Regions from separate parts of the Homo sapiens genome. Here all the other regions are linked to region 1. A link is an interaction called in ENCODE POLR2A ChIA-PET data of the cell type or tissue named here. Cell type or tissue: MCF 10A. All regions are shown on one strand. Links, peaks and the distances in the headings refer to the core of each region. The heading gives the core; the rest is flanking DNA. Region 1 overlaps LAMB4 (laminin subunit beta 4). Region 2 overlaps NRCAM (neuronal cell adhesion molecule). Region 3 overlaps LAMB1 (laminin subunit beta 1).

Region 1 (5,000 bases), core at 1-5,000:
GACTTCATAAGTTATCTTCTTATTTTCAGTAAACATTCACACTCATGTTTCATGTGTAAATACCTTTTTTTTTTTTTTTTTAATTTAGAGACAGGGTCTTGCTCTGTTGCATAGGCCCCAGGCTGGAGTGTAGTGGCATAATCAGAGCTCACTGTAGCCATGAACTCCTGGGCTCAAGCGATCCTCTTGCCTCAGCCTCCCCAGTACCTAGGGCTACAGGTGCAATCCATCATGCCTAGCTAATTTTTAAAATTTCTCTGTGGAGACAGGGTCTTGCTTTGCGGCCCAGGCTGGTCTTGGATTCCTGGCCTCAAGTAATCCTCCCTCACCCACTTCCCGGCCTTCCAAAGTACTGGGATTACAGGTGTGAGCCACTGTGCCTAGCCCTCTTAAAGTCTTTAAAATAAAATTTTCAATTGAGCAAGAGATACATGTTTTGAATTAAGACTTATGTGATGGCTGTAGAATGCCCAAATATTGCTTCAAGCTACCTGAAAAAAATTAGTAATGTCTGTGAAATATCAAATTGAATATTTGAAATTATGTAAAGAAAGCATTTGACTAATTCCATTTATTTTTTAGTTGCTTGTTATATATAATATATATGCTACTTTATCACATTTATATCTTACTTAACGTGATAATTTTATTTTAAATAAATTAACTTGATTTGGTCTCATTTGGTCAATTAGTTTTCTAGAACATTATTTGCAAACAATCATAGCTCAGTGGCTGATGAGTTTTAATTGTCATTGGTTTGTGAATCATTCAAATTCTTTGTTCAATAAAGCAGCTATTTATCACATTGTGTCTTCTTACCATTTCTGCACCACACATTTGTCCAAGACAGATAAGTCATGAATATATGATCATTTTACAGATTACAGTGTGGGATAAAGAGAAAAAATTGCATCAAGCACTATACTGCATACCCGTATAACCTTGAAGACAATTGCAGATTACATCTGAGCTCCACAGATTCTGATAACAGGAATGGGCAAAATACTGATTGCTTGAGGGATCATCTGGACACAGGCAAGGACGACAGGGCTGTCCTGAAGAAGGATTTCCATAGTAACCATCAATACACCTGTCAAGACAATTTCCTTTCACCAAAATGTTTCCAGGAAAAGATCACATGTTAGCCAATGACGGTTTGCTATGCTTTAAAACAGTGCACCTCTGAAAACTGAATATTTTAGAAGATGTTCATTTGCTCTGCAAAACGACTTTTGGTTTTTATATCAAAAGTCTCAACGTATGGTCAATTAAACTCTATGTAATAGCACTCGATTTACATGTCACATTTGAGGAACATAGAAAGTAACATGCCAGGCAAATGTGTGTTATTGATTTAATCCTGCATTTTCTGGCTCGTAAGATGATTTTGAAGGGTGAGAAAGCAATGCTCTCCCCGACCTATAACAGTCCTCCCTCCCACACTTAAATATTGTTGAGTCTCTACTCAATGGATCTCTATTAGGAGATTGGAACAAAGTGTTAAAGACCTAAAAATTAAAGTGCATATGAATTCCATACCTTTCACAGTTTCTGCCAGTTGTAAAGCCTCCACAATTGAAGCATGACCCTGTCTCAGGATCACAAAGTTCAGCAAACCTATTACAAGGGCAAGGGTGGCAGCTGGGAAATCCAAAGTAGCCTGCCAGGCAGCGATCACAGCGGCGGCCAGACACCTCTCCATGGCAGGGGCACTGTCCTGTTACTTGGTCACATACAGTGTCCTTTGATCCTTGAGGATGGCAGTGACATGCTGGATGAAGCAAAGAGAAGTATGCTGGAGCGGGGATGAGTGGTGTGTGGTGGTGAAAGAGTTACAGTTCTGGTGTCTCATTTCCTTTCCCAATCCCAGTGAACTAAGCAAGCCTGTAACGTGCTTAGGACACAGCATATAATGAGTTCCAGGTAAACGTTAAATAACAATTCACTGAGTCACTGGATAAACAGTATGTTGCGAACAATTGGGTTTAATTAACGTTTGTTGTTAAAAACAAGTAACATGTTTTTAACGACTTAAACTTCCATATATCTTAGGTATATTAATATAACCTCTAGTATTAATATTTTAGTATTAATATAGTATATATAAATACTATACTAAAATAATGGTATAGTATTAATATAATCTCTAGATTATAAACCATATAAGAGCCCATCTTAACATGGTCAGAGTTTTCTTTTTCCTAGACAAGATGGAAGAGGCCCAATCCTTTTCTGATAAATTGTTGAATCCCTTGAGCCAATCTTCCCTGTGCCAAAATGTGATGCCAGTTTATGTGATAGGGTGGCGCATGGAAGAAATGTTTGTTCCTTTGTCTAGATCCCTCTGTGTATCTCAGGCATTTTGTAACTTTTCTTAAAAAAAAGAAAAGAAAAGAAAGCAATGATGGATCCAATGATGGGCTGGGTAGGTGGCCATGCCCAAGCAATGCCCAGGAAGGGGAACCATTTCTCTGGATTATGATTGAAAAGATATGTTTCCCTACTTGGAAAGGAAATTAACCTACCTGTAGGTTTTCATGGTTCCTAAGGTAGGAATCTGAGGGAACAGTATTTTCACTAATGATTTACACTGTGAAGAGAGAACTATATACCTGAACATATTAGCCATGAGAGCTGTATTATCAGCTGTGGATGAAGCCCCATCTAAACCTTTATCAATGGGTGACTTATAAAATGAGTTACAAGGCTGTTTGCAAACCTCGCATCAGAAAGGGTGATATCCTCATTGGGAGAAGTCTTGTCTGTGGTGACAGCATTGTCCCTTTCTTGACTCCCCAATCTTATCATTGTTTTAGCCTTTCCAGCCACTGGGTTTGTGAGCTAGATCCTCAAGCTGGCTTTGCCAGCTCCCTTCATGGTGTTCCACGTTTTAACTGAACTACCAACCATTTGACACAGACTGCAAACTTCCAGAGGCATGGACTATGCCTTGTTCATTACTCTCGGTTCCTAATGCAGCTCTGCCTACAGTCAGGGCCCATTGATGAATGGATGAATGAAGTGTAGCAAAAAAATGTTCAGTATATTTTATGTACATAGATAGTCTGAATAATGTAGTCAGGTTTCCAATCTCCTTCCCATTAAAACCCCCCTCCATGACTTTGCCTGCTGTCAAAATGTCAAGACTGTGAGCAAGTGTTTCCCCTTGTGTGTTTTGCTACGTACGGTGACAGCCGTGATGCCCCAAATCATAGCTTCCAGTTGAGCACCTGTCACAGCAGCGCCCGACCACAAGAGGTTTACACTGGCACTGGCCTCCAAGTCGGCTGCAGCTGGATCCGACTGAGCCCTGGGGGTGACACTTGCAGGCTGCAAGGAACAATGGAAGGGAGGTAGAAATGAATGAAGAGGCAGAGAAGCACCTCACCTTGTTAGTAGCTATAGTTCACCTCTCTCTCATTTAAGACCTCTTTAATACTCAACTCCCTCATCTGTTAAATAGGAATAATATAGAATCTGCCTTGTGGGATTGTTGTATGGATAAAAGGAAATAAGTTCTGCGAAGTAGTTAGAATAGTGCTGGTACATAGGGTGCTCAATAAACATTACTTAACAAGTTAACAGACTTAAAATTGGTTTTAAATAATTATTCTAATGTAATTAATACTATTGGCATTCTTAATACTTCAATTCCTGATGTTCTACATTGGTGCTGAATTATACCTACTACTTTATTTTTTAGAGACAAGGTCTCACTCTGTTACTCAGGCTGGAGTGGTGTGATCATAGCTCACTGTAGCCTTGAATTCCTGGGCTTAAGCAATCCTCCTGCCTCAGCATCCCAAGTAGCTAGGGCTACAGGTGTCTGCCACCATACCCCTTACTAGTGTTTTGTTTGTTTGTTTGTTTGTTTGTTTTTCTGAGACTGAATCTCATTCTATGGCCCAGGCTGGAGTGCAGTAGTGTGATCTTGGCTCACTGCAACCTCCGCCTTCCCAGTTCAAGTGATTTTCATGCCTCAGCCTCCCGAGTAGCTGGGATTACAGTCACGTGCCATCACACCTGGCTAATTTTTAGTAAAGATGGTGTTTCACCATTTTGGCCAGGCTGGTCTCGAACTCCTGACCTCAAGCAATCCACCTGCCTCAGCCTCCCAAAGTGCTGGGATTACAGGTGTGACCCACCATGCCCGGTCCCCCTTACTAGTTTTTTATTTCCCCCTATTCCATATATTTCATGACATGGTGGGTACCCTGAACTCATAGCTCTGTCCTAATGGAAAAAGCATTTGCCTAACATTCAGGAAGCCTCGGCTGTCATTGTAGCTGTCACTCTATAGCCATGCTTCTCAACTGAAGGATGATTTTGTCCCTTAGGTGACATTTGACAAAGTTTGGAGACATTTTTGGATGTCACAACTAGGGGAGGGCAGTACCGGTATAGGATCTGCAGGGCTGCTGCTAAACACCTGATAGTGCATGGGGCAGGCCCCCGCAGCAAAGAATTACCCAGCTCAAAATTTCAGTAGTGCTGAGGGAGAAAAGCCCTTCCATAGCTAAATGAAATGGGCAAGTTACATACAGATTTTGGGCCCCAATATGCTCATTTATTAAATGAATATTTTGGGATGAAAGATGTCTGGAGTTCCTTCCAGCCCTAGAATTCCAAATGAATATTTTAGGATCATTGTTCCAGCCATCTAGCCTATAAATGCTGCTGCAAAGTTCCTCTTTTATACACTCAATGTACTGTGCATTATGATTCCAACACATCAGCAGACCACTCTGTGTATCTAATCATTGAGTGATGGGTATTTTGGTTGTTGTTTGGAGTGGATGCTAACATAAATTGATTTGCTCCAAAAAGCATTTGTATGGATGTCAGTGCCTCAGTAGAGCCCATTAAACAGATACTTACCCACAGCCCCATCATGCAGCTTGGCAGACATGCTGATGATCAGCCTTTCACAGGCACCCGGGAGCACTTGAGGTCCCATTGCTGAGGCAATTTCAACACAGTTGTGAAGCTGATACTCATCT
Region 2 (11,534 bases), core at 3,980-8,979, 91 kb after region 1:
TCCAGGAAGACCTCATCAAGCAGTAATATCTGGTCAACAACTTTAAAAGAGTTGAGTTAGCAAGGTGAATAGTTGGAGGGAGAGCAGTTCCTGCAGGAGTAACAAGCAGTATAAATGTCTCGGGGTGAGGGGAAGCCTGGCAGGTTCTAGGAACACTAAGGAGCTTGGTGTGGCTGGGGGGAGGGAGAGAGAGAGAGAGAAAAGTAGGAGTTAAGTAAGGGGAGTGGCACGGCTAAATCAGGGCTTGTGGAACATTGTAAGGACGCTGCCTTTAACTCTGAGTGAGACAGGAAGCCCTGGGAGGGTTTCAAAGAATAAGTGACATGCTCTGACTTATATTTTAAAAGCACTACTCTGCCATCAGTGTTGAGAATAGCCTACCTTAGAGGGCTGGGGTTGGTAAACTACAGTAAAATTAGGCCACGCCCATTTATCACATAATGTCTATGGCTGCTTTAGCACTACAATAGCAGAATTGCAGAGTTGCAGCAGAGACCGCGCGGCCTGTAAAGTCTAAAATATTTAGTTGGCCAACCTCTGCTCTATAGAGTCAGGGGAGAATATTACAATAATCCAGGAGTGAGATGACTGTGACTTGGACCAGAGTGGAACACTGGAGGTGGTATAAAATGCTCAGATTATGAACATATTTTGAAGGTAGAGCCAACAGGATTTTCTGATAGGTTAGACATGGAATAACAGAGAAAAAGATGGTGCCAGGATTTTTGGTTTGAGCAACAGGAAGCTTGGAAGTACTGTTACTATGGAGTGGAGCATGTTGGGAGGGGAAAATCAATGGTTCCATTTTGAGATATTAAAGTTTGAATATGTCATGAGAACCACTCCTTTAATCATTTTTTGAGGCTAGTATAACATTGATATCCAAAACCAATAAGAATGCTTTAAGAAAGTCAAACTACAGGCTAATCTCATTCATGAACATAGATGAAAAAACCCCAAACAAACCATGACCAAACCAAATTTAGCAATCTATGAAAAAGATAATATTTCATATCCAGGTTGGGTTTATTCCAAGAATGCAGGCTTATTTTAGCATTAAAACATCAATTCATATAATTCATTATTTTAGCAGAAGAAAATAAAAATATGATAATCTCAGTAAATTTAGAAAGAGGTATATGAAAAAACTCAACACCCATTCATGATAAAAACATTAGGAATAGAATGTATTTTTATTCCTAACATTAGGAATAGAATGTATCTTCATTAACCTGATTAAGGGTAGCAACAAGAAACCTAAAGTAAACATCATCCTTAATGGTGAACACTGAAAACTTTGTTTGAAATCAGAAATAATAATAATGATGGCTGCTATCACCACTTCTAATCAAAACTGAATTAAAAGTCCTAAGCAACTTGATAAGAAAAAGAAATAGATGAAAGGAAGCTATCATTATTCATAACTGATATGATTGTGCATATAAAAAATCCAGAAGAATCTACAGGTAAATGTTAGAATATAAAGAGATTTTAATAATGTTGCTTGATACAAGATTAGCATAAAAGTCAATTCTACTTATGTTCTTGCAAAAAATTAGGAAATAAAATTCAAAATATTATTCCATTTATGAGACCATAAACATGAAGTATATAAAGACAAATCCAACAAAAATATGTGTAAGACCTCCGAAGAAAATAAAACTTTCAGAGTTATTAAAGAAGATCTGAATGAATGGAGGAATGTTCTACATCCATGGATAGAAGACTCAAATATAGTAAATATGTTAACCTTCCCCATATTGCCCTTTAGCTGCAATTTATTTCCAGTAACAGCTCAGCAGGTTTTTATGTGGATCTTGGCAGGCTGATTCTATGATGTACAAATAAATGAAAAGGGCTAAGAATATTTAAAAGGTTCTTGAAGAAGACAACTAAAGTTAGAGAACTGGACCTAGCAGATATCAAGACTTATTAAAACCTATATTATTAAGACATTATAGTCTTGGTGCAGAGATAGACAGATTGACCAATGGAATGGAATATAGGGTCTTGAAACTGGTGGAAGATCTTTTTGTTAGCTTTATTCCTATGTCATATTTTTATGCTATCATAACTAGAATAAGTTTTAAAGTCTTATTTTCCAATTGCTTGCTGATACATAGAAATATAAGACTTTTATGTTAATTTTGTGTCGAGCAACATTACTAAACTCTCTTATTATAATATTTGCTTGTTGATTCATGTGGGTTTTTACATACAAAATCATAACAGTTATCATTAATGACCAGCCAAGAAGGGGCTCCCCCAAAACATCCATTCACGCCAGCTTAACGGCTGTGGTGGAGGAGAGAATCAACAGCAACACGGGCTGTGCTTGAAAGAAGAGAAGGAAGTGGGATTCTCCCTCCTCCAACAGAGTCTTTCCAGGAAAAGCCATTCAAAGGCAGTGAGATCTTTTGAAGACCAGTCTTTAATAAGTGGTGTGATATAATATCATATACTTCAATAATTAGAATCCGGTTAAATGAGAAAAAATTATATAAGTCATACACACAGTGCTGGGTTTGTGTTCAACAAGCATACATGTCCATCTCCCATCACATCTCTTCTCTCCACTCCAGGTCCCTACTTCAGAGAGATTTTTTTTTCCTAAGAAATACCTTGTGCAACACACACGCGGAACTTTCCAGGTGTAGTGAGTGGTTATGACTCTATGAGAAGCACAGTATGAGGGCTTGCCTTTTTCAATTCCAAGATGAATTTTGTAATGAAATAGTAAATAACTTTTTGACATTGTATTCAGTGAAGTTGCCATGTCAAGTTTAAATATGAAAGGAGAGTTTCCCAAATGATATGAATCAAGAAGTCATAGAAGATGATTTAAAAGTCATATATATATATATACACACACACACACACACACACACACACACACACACACACACATATAGCAGACCTTGATTTTAATCAAGTTTTAATGGAGTAGGCAGCAGTAGTATTCAAAGCTTTACAAAACAGGTAAAAATTCATTCACATTTTAATGAGAAAGTTTAAGGATGGTGTGTATCAGACATTAATTATTAGTTTTGGATGTCAAAGGTTGAATGGATTTCAAAATAAAATATATACATATTATATAAATCATATTCACAGTGCTGGCATATATATATATGCACCTACAAAGTATCCAGTATACAAGTATTGATACAATATCAAGTATATTCTTGATACTTAGATTCATGAATCAGGATCATTGTGCAGTGGAAAGAAATGTTCCTATCACAATGCTAAAACTGCATGACTTCCCCTGGGAAGACTCCCTGTACCATCCTCCTCCTATGCTGCCCACCTGGCTTTACCTTCCTGCTTCTGTTCCCTTGGTACCTTAGTTATATCTCTTTCATAGCACTTTTCACACTCTGGTCATTGTTCTTTTACTTCCCTGCATCCATCACTAGGCTATAAACTCCCTGTGTGGGACCAAATTCTATTGGTTTGAATATTCCCAAGGCCTGGCATACAGTAGGCACTCATAAATACTGGCAGAATGAGTTCACTGTAAAATAATAGAGGAGACAGTGGGCATTTTAGAAAATTTTTTTAAAAATTCTAACATAAAACATTTCATTCCCTCAGTTTTATGACGGCAGACAAATCATTGGAATATATCCTTTCCTTTCTCTTTCCCTAAGAATAAATTTTTAGGGAGTTCAAATTGTTTTTCAATAGCACTTTGTTCAGAAGTGTGCACATCTGTTAAATCCTACTGAGTAAAATTCGGCAACAGCAGGTAAATCTGTGATAATTCTGTCTGATTTTCCTGTTGTTACCACCCTCCCATGGCCAAACCACATTGCAGCTCAAGTAACATTCATGACCCAAATACTCTTTCCTACCCACTCGCTAAAAGTCCATTATTATTTTACTCACAAGCCAGTTCACATTTGAGAGCAAAATAACTCTAATGTATATAACGAATGTGACACATCTTGGCATCATTCAAGCCTTATGAGCATGGGTTAGCATGCTTGCCACAAGCCCATGTTCACATGAATGACAAGATTCATGTGGCAAGAGCCACCAATTATGTAGTAAGTTATGAGTTCAAGTAACATGGGCATATGGTTTATGACCTAGGTTTATTCTGGTTTTAAGGAAAATGGATCTAAAGAATAAAAAAATACTTACACTCTTGGTTGCATTGTTTCTCTGATTTTTCTATATGCTAGTAAGGATGCAGATCCTACTGTCTGTATAATTAAAGAAACAAACAAAGAAAGCTGCAGGCTTCCAACAGAGGGTAACTGCTTGGGGGTGGGTGTCAGAGTAGGGGCACAGGGTTATAGCATATAATCACATTTGGCCACCAGTGAGGTTCTATCCCTCTTTGCACTATGAAATATCATCTGGCTTAGAGCCAGCCATGTAGAAACGGTTTCATCATCAAACTGGAGAATGAGCAAATCAGAAATGGAATTAATTTACACCTAGGCAATAGTCCTAATTTTGTATGTGTCTGGTCAGCATAATAATTTATTTTTGGAATGAAAGAGAATAAGAATCAATAAATAATACAGAGCTCAAAACTTCCAGAAAGTGCAAAACAGAGACAGGAACCTGGTGATCTCAGGAAGTGAATGACACTTAAATGTATTAAAAATAAAAGATTCTGTTAATAAACAGTTGGAACTGTTTTCATTAATTACAGCCTCTAAGATAATAAACACTTTTTGGATTTCTTCAAATAGAAAATAAACCAAAGGGAAAACATTCTGAGGTAGTGTCAGGAAATCAAAGGACAAAGCCGTATCTTTGTAAATCAAAGTAAAAAATGTGGTTGGAATTTTGGGGAAGTGATTTTGCTTGTGGGATTGTCCTTATGAACTTTTAGTTTCATTGAAAAAATTACATCATTGAGTTATGTTTCAAGTTGAAGACACCCATCAGAACCTTATTTCCCTTAGCACCTCCCAAATTTATGTCATTACATGTATGACAAATGTACAAGTGTTTTTGTCTTCGTGTCAATTGGGTTTGCACTCAATAAGCCCAAATGCAAAGTCTTTCTTTCCTGAGAAACTAAGGCCTAAAGACAGCTATTTGAAAACACTTTACCAACATAGCACATATAAATTAACACTAAGACAAAGACATATGACCAAATAGATGTAAACACAGTGCTTATGAGGCCAGTAACCAAATACTTGCCACGTACTGCTCCAGACACAAAATTCTATTAAAGTTGTTAGTAGATGGCTCATAGAAGAAAACAGAAATCATAGAACTATGAATCACAGGCAATGGCTGAGTTGAAAGTAAAACTAACAGTCTTTTGATTCCAAGCTAGTTCATAAAACTCAACCTCCATTTTTTAGAACAGATCCAGGGGGTACATGTGCAAGTTTGTTACGTGGATACATTGTATAGTGGTGGGGTTTGGGCTTCCAGTATACCATCACCCAAATATCAACCTTGATTTTAGTCAAGTTTTAATGGAGTAGGCAGCAGTTATCTGGGAAAGTCACATGACCTCAGATCATGGTTTCACATCGCTGTAAGAGCAAGCTGATGTTTGAGACCCAGGTGGTGAGTAGTATGTTGCTAGATTCACTGAGGCATGATAATGTAGAACAGGAACCCATCACCATGTGGAGAATGTATGAAGGACAATGCTTTATTTCCAATTCATGCAAATACATTTTTTTTCAGGGCCACATTAAAGATTTTGCTTCATCACAATACATAAGGGAGTGGTATGCATATCCTGTAGATAATTACAGCCACAAGAACTCTTAGAAATAAGAAGTTATTTAGTAATTGTAAGCTTACCTGCTTTACAGGAGAAACATGTAGAAGGGTGAATTATTTCAGCAAAGTTCTACTCATCCAGATGCCCTAGGCTACGGGCTTCTGTAGGCTGCTCTAATGTGTTACAAAACCCTCTTGGGTGAACTGGGTGTGGACGCTGCATGAGGTTTTCATACACCTTCAGCTCCAGAACCAACTTCTGACATCAAGACAACCCTCACTATGCATTTTTCTGTACCATGAGATACAGAAATTCTGAGAACTTTTTGAAACCATAGTTATCTCTCTTTAAGAGATCACAATATAAAAACTTAGGGGCTGAGATAATAAAGGAAAAACACAGGTATCTGCCTGGAAAATGATATGAAAATGATTTTATTGAAAATATATGTCTTTTTCTCAATCAGTTCTACATTTTTTATCCTTAGGATTATGTCACATGAAATTCTATGATATTGACATGATAGTGACATGGAAAAACCAAAAATGAGCTCTAGAGACAGGTAAAACTTAACATAAATATCTTCTCTACAAATGTTGCCTGGTAATCCCAATAGTGAAATATTTTATTTCACCTAAAAGCCTCTTCATCTTGCAAACAATGTCTCAAAATGGGCTTAATGCATATTTAAAAGGTATTTTATATAAGCAAGGGGCTTCTAAAAAGAAAAAAACAAGGTACAAAAGGTATTTTAAAAAGGTATACTTTTAGAATAACAGAATGCCCACATTTTATTTAAATAAATACGTACTTTGTTTCTGTTTAATTTAAACAAATCTAAAGTAATCTTTTCCTTCTCTTGAAAAGATTTATCTTTGTTTAAAGAGAAGATTTTTAAAAAATTTAGCACATAGGTTATATTAACATTTTCCCTTAATGATGGAGTCAAGCCAAGAATGTATTATCAAAGTTCTGTGAGTAACACATTGCCTAGAGGGCTACGACATTTCTTAATAAGTAACAGCTTGTAAAACAATCTAGTCACCATTTCATGATTAAAGGGCAAGGGTATGGGTATTGTTTAGGAAAACTAGTTTCAAATTCTAGATGAAAAAGTGTGTTTACACTGGTTTTATTACAGCATGTTTAGAAGATAACAAGTATAGCTTTCTTTACAATGCAGGCATTGGAGGTTCTTTTTTGTTGTTTTAATGCTCATAGTAGCATATTGGCTTTGCTAGATTGATCAATACAGCATGGTCCCATGGAAAATATGACAAAGTGGGAGACATTCCATCTCCAAAATTATGACTAAAATCAAAATTTAGTTTTTCAATGAAAAATGAAAATGTTTGACCATGAGGGACATGTAAACACTGATACATGGAAGTATCCCTAAACTTCTATTTGAGGAAAATATGAGATGCCAGGCAGAGCATATTCTGGCTGAGTTCTATTCTCGGGACTGTGTTCATGTGGGCAGAGAAGATGAAGAGCAGAGAAGCAGGGGCTCACCTGTATTCTCCAAATGTCCCATCATCTTCCTTCATAGGCTGGATTTCAGGGTCAGCATGGGCATCTTCCTTTTCTTTAACTAAAAAATGCCAAAATGGTATTATTATCTGTTGATCCTGTTCTTTCTTATTCAAAGTCCATGAAAGCATTCTTTGAGATATACAGCAGTGAAAAATAATTCCATACACAAGTAGATGTTGTATAACCATATATATGGTGGCCATGCATATATTTTGGTATTTTAGTTATTTTTGAGGCAACCCAATAGAATGTACATTTTTTAACACATAAAGTTGACTAGTTTCTCACCTGATAAATAATTTTTAAGTTTCTAAGATTTCCCCCTATTTTACCAATCTATTTGTTAACTATATTAATGGTTGAAAATTGTTTTTGTAAGAGTATTCTCTCACAGATTTTTTTTTTCTTGTCACTGAAGGGAAAATGGTCAGGTAAAGAAAATATAAATTTAATGGGCCCACTAAATTGAATAAACCATTACCTTATAGGGAAAGCAATGTTACACATCACAATATGAAGACTTAGTTCATGCATTACTTCCTTTGAAAAACTCCATGAACCTTCCCTGCAACTCTCTCCTTGCCAGTTGGTTTTAGGTGTTACTTCAGCATCCATAACCTATGTGGAGTCTAAGAAAGTAGGCTCACTAATGTTTTCAGAGAACTGATTGATTTACTCCTCCAAATGCCTTATGATCATTGACAATGTTTAGATTGCCATTATATAAAAAGGGATCAAAAGTCATTTGAAGAGAAAGTCCAAACTCATGGCTCTGGGAAGACAAAATATTACAATCTACATGATTTCCCCCATGATCTTTTTAGTTTAATGGATTATTATGTAGCATTATAAAGCAATTTTAATCTTTCTTTCTTACCTGGATATTTACCACCCTTGTTTCTTCTGATGAAGCAAACAATCAGCAAAATTAAGATAAGGAGAGCAACAGCACACATCAGACCAATGAACCAGCCCTGAGTTGCAATATCCACCTGCCGGCTTGCCATCGCTGGAAAACAAATCAATGGTGTTGGTGGCAATAGGTTAAGGGGAGATGGGAACTGCTGCAGTCTCTCAGAGTAAAAAATTGCCACGTTATGTGAGCTTTCATATATTTTACATGTGGCCCCAAATTAGGATCTGTCAATTATTAATCAGGAATTATATGAATAATTAACTTTGAAAAATCTTCATTCATTAAAAAATTCAAGTAGAGAAATCTGAATAATCATCACATTAAATGCTAAAAACCCCTGGTGAACACTGTGTTCACAGTTATTTTCACTATATATTCTCAATAAAAACAAATTCCCAAACCAATTAAAGTATTCACTGTTAACAGGATACATTTTACATTAAGTATAATGAGAAAAATACAAAACTGAGTTTTAAACAGAACAGAATGTATACATCTAATTGAGTATTTTCTCTTCAAAGGAACTGCTTTTAGAGGCTAAACTGTCCTTGCAAGGCTGTTGCCATTTTCAGTATTTTTTAGAAATCTGTTAAAAAAGAAAACGGTCCACACAAGAAACCTTTCCAGATCAGGAAAACAGCCATATTGTTTTATATAACATCTCAATTTGCACCCAAAATATTACTTAGATTTGTTATTCATCTCATTCACAAGAGTTGGTTCTGAGTGGAAATTTCTGAAAAACCAAATCCACCCTCAAAGAATCAATATTCGTTATTGCTAAGGATCCATTCAAAAGACCGGAATATCTCTCAGTCAGTGAACTCATTATTTGCCTACATGACCAGTTTGAAAAGAAAGTACTCACTTAGGTGTATACATATCCTTTCAGTTTGCATCTATTCTGTTTAATAAATGTGAAACCCCTTATTCCATCAGTCATAATATGCAAAATTTCTAAGAAAACCACAGAATAATGAGCATTTCGGGTATTATTTTAAAGTATCAATCTTATGGGAAAAAGTGCAGCATCAATGGCTATTCAGACATGCCCATGCAGATTTGCTTAATTAACTAGTATAAATTCTTTTTTAAAAGACCTTTATTTTCTCTCTTTTGACCATAATCAAGATAAAACATTTTCTTCTTTTGACTCTATAAGCATGCTTATATCATGCTTTTAATTTGACTGAATTTCTTCCGAATATATTTTACACAGTTGAGTTAGGTGTGTGTGATCTCTGGATGCAGAAATAAACATGACTACGCATATCCCAGGTTCAGCTAATGTTGCAAAAATAGCATCTCATTGCCTCTTTTTCTCCATACAAAGTTTAGGGAGAAAAAGGAAATGCTAAAAATCAAGTGTGAAGAGGAAGGTTAAAAAAAATATGGACATATGTAGAAGAAATAAAATGAGAAGCAAAAATACCTTATTTGAAATACAAGTCAAAGGCTGGTAGCCTTTTCCCAATAGGCCCTCGTGCCTTATTAGAGAAGTTTTGAGCTGTATCATAGCCACACACAAGTAAAGCATCAGTTTAGGCAGTTTCCCCTTTCCATACACATACCATAGTCATGATGATGAAGATGAGGACAATGGTAATAGCACTGATGGCTAACAGTTTTGGACCCTTACCATAGGCTAGGCACTGTGCTGAAGGCACATCTCATTTAATCTTTACAACAATTCTCTGAGGTAGGCATCAGAAATAAATCCATGCCCAGAGAAGGTTAAGAACTTGCCCAAGAGTTGGAGCAACCTGTGTCTGACTCCAGAAAATATGCTACTAGCCATTATATTATACTGCTGTAATGCATTCCTAAAAACAATCCAGATACCAAATCTGCAAAAATCTTAAGTTAAAGAATAAAATGCTATAGGCACTTCCTATTCTGAGACAGGCAAAAAGGTATTAAAAGTCCATCATTACATCCTCTTTGGCAACATATTTCTTTCAATTAATGCCTGGTCTGTGCTTTTTCTTCAAAACTGAACCAAAAACCAAATGGCATTAAGTCTCTTAAGCATTTGACTATAGTTCTTGTTTTCAGTGTGCTGATTTACAGCCTTGTCATAAATACATTCAGCATTTACATTTTTCATCTAATTAAATGCAACTAAAAAGGGAAAAACAAGATACTCAGGTACTAGCAGAGATATTGTTCTACAAGGATGGTGACTGCCAAAATCGAACTACTGACTGGCAGTTTGCTGCTATGCAACCATGGAAAAACTGGATGGATGTTTGATGGGTGGTACACAAACATCCACATTCACTGACTTTGAATTTCTGCCTCTGTGTCTAAAGAAAAAAGTATCGAATATTTCACTGCCCTATTATTTAAAATAGGCAGACACAATATGGTAATAGGTGCATGTGTGCACACACACAGTCACATTCACACACACACAAGTACACCAGAAATTGATATAAAACAGAAACTGTGTAAATGGAATAAAAATTTCTATTGACTTTCCATCCATAAAAGAAAAGATTTAAATTCCAGAATGATTAAAATAGGCATGAAGCCTTTTCAGGACAATCTAAAATCACCTGGGACATACAAATCCAAGCCATAACCATGATCATGCATCACACACACATACACACACATGCGCATACACACACATATACCCCACAGAGAGAGAATTAAACCTATGGGAGTTTTCCTTCTAGAATCAGTTTCAGTGGGTGGATATCACCCATTGAAGGGCTGGGTAGCGGAGTAAAAGAGAATCTTCATTACTTGATTTTTTTTAACAATAAAATTATATTCATGTATTATTTGAGTAATCCACAAAATGATAAATTAAACACATATAAAGAACATGAAAACAGAAAATATGGCAGGAGAATGAGATTTGCTTTGTTTTCTGGAAGTCAGCTTTACAACAGTCTTCTGCTCTGGCGTTGCTTGCTGTCATGGATATCTGTGCTCTGTGGTAGGAGGTCTCTGAGGAAAATGCTCTTGAGTCCTCAGAACCATAGAATCAACACAGAAGAGAGACAGGGTGAGGGAAATGGTTATTTGTTCTCTACTATTTATGAAGAATGCACTATGGATGAAAATGTCCTGTTCAAATGCTTAGACATCAAACGCTTAGATGTGTTTAGGAAGAGCAAAATGTGACCTTAACCAAAGTTTGGAGACAACTGACAAAAAAGCTGTTGGGCCTCGTGAAAACAAATCTGTTTTAAATCCTTTGTGATGATAAGAAAGACTGGGTAATTGAGGGACAGAGGTAAAAGAGGAAGGGGAGGTGGATGGCATTAATGAGAGGTCACGTCTGGTCATACCAGATGGGGTGGCACTAAAGAGAGGTCAAACGGGGGCAGGGAGTGGCGCTAATGAGCAGTCATACCAGGT
Region 3 (5,000 bases), core at 1-5,000, 110 kb before region 1:
CCGGCTAATTTTTGTATTTTTAGTAGAGACAGGGTTTCACCATGTTGGCCAGGCTGGTCTTGAACTCCTGATCTCAGGTGATCCACCCACCTCAGCCTCCCAAAGTGCTGGGATTACAGGTGTGAGCCACCATACCCAGCCTAATTTTTATATTTTTAGTAGAGATGGGGTTTCACCATGTTGGTCAAGCTGGTCTCAAACTCCTGACCTCAGGTGATCTGCCCACCTCTCTTTATGTTTTCATGTGGAAGATTTACTATGGGAACAGTGGTTCTCAAACTTTAGCTTCAATCACAATCACCTGAAACAGATGACTGGGCTCCTCCCACCGAGTTTCTGATTCAGTAGGTCCCCGATAATATTGATGCTGCTGATCTAGGGATCCTACTTGCAGGACCACTGCGTTCGAGTGACACCCATGGCTTCATCTGGCCCCTCACTCACTGCTCCCCAGAGGAAGAGCCACCTCTCCCCATGTGCACTTGATTGTTCTATCAGCTGCCTGCCTGTCCTGACCATTCAGTTCTGCTCCCTCCTTGTATTACAGAGTCTGTCCTCCTAGGCGGGGCTTATACCTGTCAGCCTCTGCCTATGCCTGAGAGGGGTGATGTGTTGGCAAGCCCACGGTGGCCACAGGTCTAAAGCCATGTGCTATAACCCAGCTTTTCCCAGTACTGGAGCTGAGGGGGTGACAGGGGTGCTCTCCAGCTGTGTAGCCCCTGTGTTTGTCTCTCAGGTGGTTCCAAACTCAGGCAGGGATGGGTCATGTTACTTATTAATTCCCATATCCAACATGTCAATCCCACTCTTTAAAGATAACAAATACAGGGAGGTCAAAGGATTCTCAAAGTTTATACAACTAGTTAAATAATGAGCCAGAATTTGAATTTGGGGTCCTTAAAGCAATACATTCTTTTACTATGTTAGCCTGCTTGTCAAGGTGAATGGTAATTATGTTACTTTTTTATGTCCTACAACATAACATCTTGAAGGAACTTTGGAGACAATCTCATCCAACCTAGTTATTCTACTTATGAAAAGCTGGATATTCCGGCCAGGTGCGGTGGCTCACCCCTGTAATCCCAGCATTTTGGGAGGCTGCAGCGGGTGGATCACCTGAGGTTGGGAGTTTGAGACCAGCCTGGCCAACATGGTGAAACCCCATCTCCCTTAAAAATACAAAAGATTAGCCAGGCATGGTGGCCTGTGCCTGTAATCCCAGCTACTTGGGAGGCTGAGACAGGAGAATCACCTGAACCCAGGAGGCAGAGGTTGCAGTGAGCCAAGATCGCACCATTGCACTCCAGCCTGAGCAACAGAATGAGACTCCATCTCAAAACAAACAAACAACAACAACAACAAAAAGCCTGTAATCCCAGCTACTTGGGAGGCTGAGGCAGGAGAATTGCTTGAACCTGCGAGTCAGAGGTTGCAGTGAGCTGAGATTGCACCACTGTACTTCAGCCTGGGCAACAAGAGCAAAACTCCGTCTCAAAAAAATTTTCTAGAAGCTGGATATCCTAACTCACCCAAGGTTAGAAAGCAAGTTAGAAGCAGAATTGGGCCAGGAACTGAGGTCCAAGGATTTCCAATTCAATTTGTTTCTCAAGTCTTTTGGAGGCAATCCAAATACATCATGATAGAAACTGAGTGTTCATTTCTTGCCTCCCCTTGGGGACAATCTAAGTGTAGAGTTTTTTTGTAAATTCACAGGATTGAAACTCTGGTTATCTTGGAATGAGAAAAAAGAATGATGAGAAACTGGCTCAAACTAGATAGTAGAATTCCAAATACTTAAAATCAAGTGTTTGCCACCCAAACCTATTGTTAAAAATCTTCCTTCTCCCATACCCTTTCTCATTCTCAAAACCCTTTACAAATAAAATCCAAAGCTGGTCACAGATATCAACTATGCCATTCTGACATGATGTTCGTTCAAATGCATTCTACAGTGTGAGTGCTGATTCTGAATCAGCATTGTGGCAGCTCCCTTTGCTGTTTGCTTCTGTTCCCCCTCCTCTCTCTGCTCCCTGTTAATCTTTTTCTCATGTCTTTCTCTGTTTTCTCATATCTTTCTCTCGTACTTATTCTCCATCTCTCTTTGAAAAAACAATAATGGAAAACGGCTGAAAAGAAAAAGATGACCCCAAAATATTAATTTCCTCCTTTCACTGTTGTATAACTGTGTCCTTGCTATCTTTCTACAACACAATTTTAAGGTTGGAAGGGATAATTTTTATTCAAAGGGTAGTCCGTGGGACCTCCAAATTCTTGAGTACCGTTCTAGCATTGAGCCGAGAGCCACGTGTTTGCCTCCATGAACATCTTCATGCCAAAAGTTAATCACATACTCAGTTTTTCACTAACAATTTCTCTTTCACCTGATGAGTAACTTCACCACTGACTGAAGCACTTGCTGCAATGTTTCACAAGTGACTTTTAAAAACAAATATCTTCGATAGGGCGAATGGATGTTGGAAGAGAGAAAAATTATCACAGTGAAAAGGTGGAGACTATTACGCCCAAAAAGCCAGTTCTAACAGTACTGTCTGCATTTCTTAATTAGTAATAAACAGTGTAAGTCAGCAGGTAACTTTTTCATACGGAGTATTTTTTATCTATTGAGCTATCCTATTAATGTTATGGAGGTATATTCTCTCTCCTATTCTTACTCTACATCTAGCACATCCATAATGATTATTCAACTGACATTTGCTAACTGGAGAACAGATCTACTTAGGCATGTTTTATAGAGTCTCCTGGAAACTGTAGTTGCATAAAACGTTCTGAAAAACAAAGCTATTTAAAATGACTAATCCCATTTGGATTAGTTTCTCCTTTCGCCTAAATTAGGCAGGAGCATTTCACAACTCTTATCCTCCGCCAGAATCTGCTGAGACAGACAGAATTTCTATACAGCCCTATGGTAAGCTCTAGGGTGACTCGCCAAGAGGACGGATTCATGTCAGTTTTGTTCTCTGCGGTATCTCCAGCACCAGAACGGTGCCTGGCACATAGAGGATGTCAACTCAATATGTACTGGATAAACAAACAAGATCCTAGAAAATAGTGAGGTGGTCAGAAATGAATGAGCGAGCTGAAGCCTGGTGGAGATGAATTCTGTGGTTGGTCTAAGATGCTGTCTGCTCAGCCAGAGATCACTACATTCTCCTTACTTTCAGCATCTGCATACCTTTCACAGTTATGACCCATGGTGTAGTCCTGGCAGTTCAAGCACTCCCCAGTCACTGGGTCGCAGTCATCGGCGTGGCCATTGCACTGGCAGGGCTGGCAACTTGGAAAGCCCCAGTGCCCAGGTAAGCACCGATCACACTGCCGAGCATACACTCCCTGGAAACAGTGGCACTGGCCAGTGACGGGATTGCAGAAGGCATTGACAGATCCTTGCAGATGGCACTCACAAGCTAAAGAAACAGGCAAACAAGGAACTGCCTTGAGAAACTCATTCAATGGAAACATGCTCCTTTTATAAGCACCCTGTCCCCAATTCAGAATGCTCATGGGTTGGTGTGATCAACTTCAGGAGGGAAGCATCGGCTCTGCAGCAATGGAACCCTGCCACAATGGCTGAGTTAATCTGAATGAATGCATAACAATGCTTTTGAGGAACCTACGTTTGCATCCACTGGGGCCAAAGCCAAAAGTTCCAGGTGCACATCTGTTGCAGGTTCTTCCAACCACGTTGGGCCGGCACTGGCACTGGCCTCCGTTGGGATCACACACGGAACTTAACGAACCCTGAGGGTCGCATTCACAAGCTGTGGGTAAAGAGAGGCCAGAACCCATGACACGGAGCAGCACATCATCGGGCTCTCCCTGATCCTTTCTCCTTTAACTACTTTGGATTATTCAGAGTTCTGGTTTAAAACAGTATCATCCCTATGATGAGCGGAAGGGAAGAAAGGGGAGGCAGAGTTGGCAGATCAAAACAGTTTTTCTAGGCAGGAGGTCATTAATGTTTTCTCCCCTTGCCTTCAAAGCTCAAATATCACAGGACATTAGACCAAAGCCCAGTGACCTTCAGAGGATGGTCTGACGTTTCAAAGAGAAAAACATACATTTCAGGTATTTGATGCTTCTCTGATTCCATTCCCCTCTCCCTACCCTGCTTATGGAAATGCTTTATCCTCATGGACTTTTCCCCTGGTCACCTGTTATTTGCATATTTCTTGAATATCAATTCCATCTTCAGTGGTGCTCTTTCACTGAAATATTACTTAAAAAGATAAAGACAAACTGTAACTGAGACACTATTTCCCTTGTGCTGCCTAACACAGGGCTAGGGGGTGGGCACTCCACTGTACTTCATGTGCCAGATATACTCAGAGCCAGAAACAGCAGCTGCTGCAGCTGCCCAGCAATACCTACCCAGGCCTGTCTGGTGTAACAGGGCAGAAATGCTAAAGATGATGTTTCTGCAAACATCTGTCATCGGTGTTTTCACAACGCTTCTGCTGTTCTCTAGACATCGGTATCTCTGAAAGGTTTCCCAGGCACTGTTGGTGACCACCCCATCTCCTGAACCTCCCACGGTGAAGATGTCCAGTGATTTACAGTATGGCATGAGAACAAGCTGTGAAGAAATGAGAACGGCCAAACATCCTTACAGTGGTGCCCCATGGCATGGGTTTAAGCAAGCAAACGTGTAGAAAACCCAAATGCTTCTTTGACCCTTGAACAGAAATCATTAGACTCATTAAATAAAGTATAAACCTCCCTATTCCTAAATACTCTTGGCAGGAAATTTTAGATATGTTTTACACAGCTTGATGGCTTTTAAATGCTATTTATTTTTATTTTAGAGATGGGGTCTTGCTTTGTCGCCCAGGCTGGTCTTGAACTCCTGGCCTCAAATGATCCTCCTGCCTCAGCATCCCAAAGTGTTGGGATTACAGGTGTGAGTCACTACGCCTAGTGAAATGCTGTTTTTTTTAAAAGACATTTTATATTTTTAGAAGGAATAAATCCTTTCCATGGGG

The links. ChIA-PET counts read pairs that join two places held together with the same protein. Peaks named below come from ENCODE experiments on the same cell type or tissue, not always from the same donor. Only the 100,000 strongest peaks of a DNase experiment are listed, where the experiment ranks them.
Region 2: POLR2A ChIA-PET joins it to region 1 with 9 read pairs; 3 of 35 experiments call an interaction of 5 or more read pairs at or near these places.
Region 3: POLR2A ChIA-PET joins it to region 1 with 8 read pairs; 4 of 35 experiments call an interaction of 5 or more read pairs at or near these places.

What each region holds. Positions count from the first base shown.
Region 1 is chr7:108,064,830-108,069,829 of GRCh38, forward strand. It overlaps LAMB4 (laminin subunit beta 4), which reads right to left. Exons shown (of 34, transcript NM_007356.3): 18 at 4,879-5,000; 19 at 3,187-3,330; 20 at 1,540-1,771; 21 at 933-1,090. Among named protein-coding and RNA genes, the nearest start is that of LAMB4, 63 kb to the right of the region's middle. RefSeq lists a silencer at 3,071-3,295. In MCF 10A, for the core only: no CTCF peak of the experiment used is centred there; a DNase peak (open chromatin) is centred at 1,882.
Region 2 is chr7:108,152,238-108,163,771 of GRCh38, forward strand. NRCAM (neuronal cell adhesion molecule) reads right to left here. Exons shown (of 33, transcript NM_001037132.4): 31 at 8,124-8,255; 32 at 7,226-7,304. Among named protein-coding and RNA genes, the nearest start is that of LAMB4, 28 kb to the left of the region's middle. In MCF 10A, for the core only: no CTCF peak of the experiment used is centred there; no DNase peak of the experiment used is centred there.
Region 3 is chr7:107,956,056-107,961,055 of GRCh38, forward strand. LAMB1 (laminin subunit beta 1) reads right to left here. Exons shown (of 34, transcript NM_002291.3): 18 at 4,390-4,594; 19 at 3,636-3,779; 20 at 3,194-3,425. Among named protein-coding and RNA genes, the nearest start is that of LAMB1, 45 kb to the right of the region's middle. In MCF 10A, for the core only: no CTCF peak of the experiment used is centred there; a DNase peak (open chromatin) is centred at 2,896.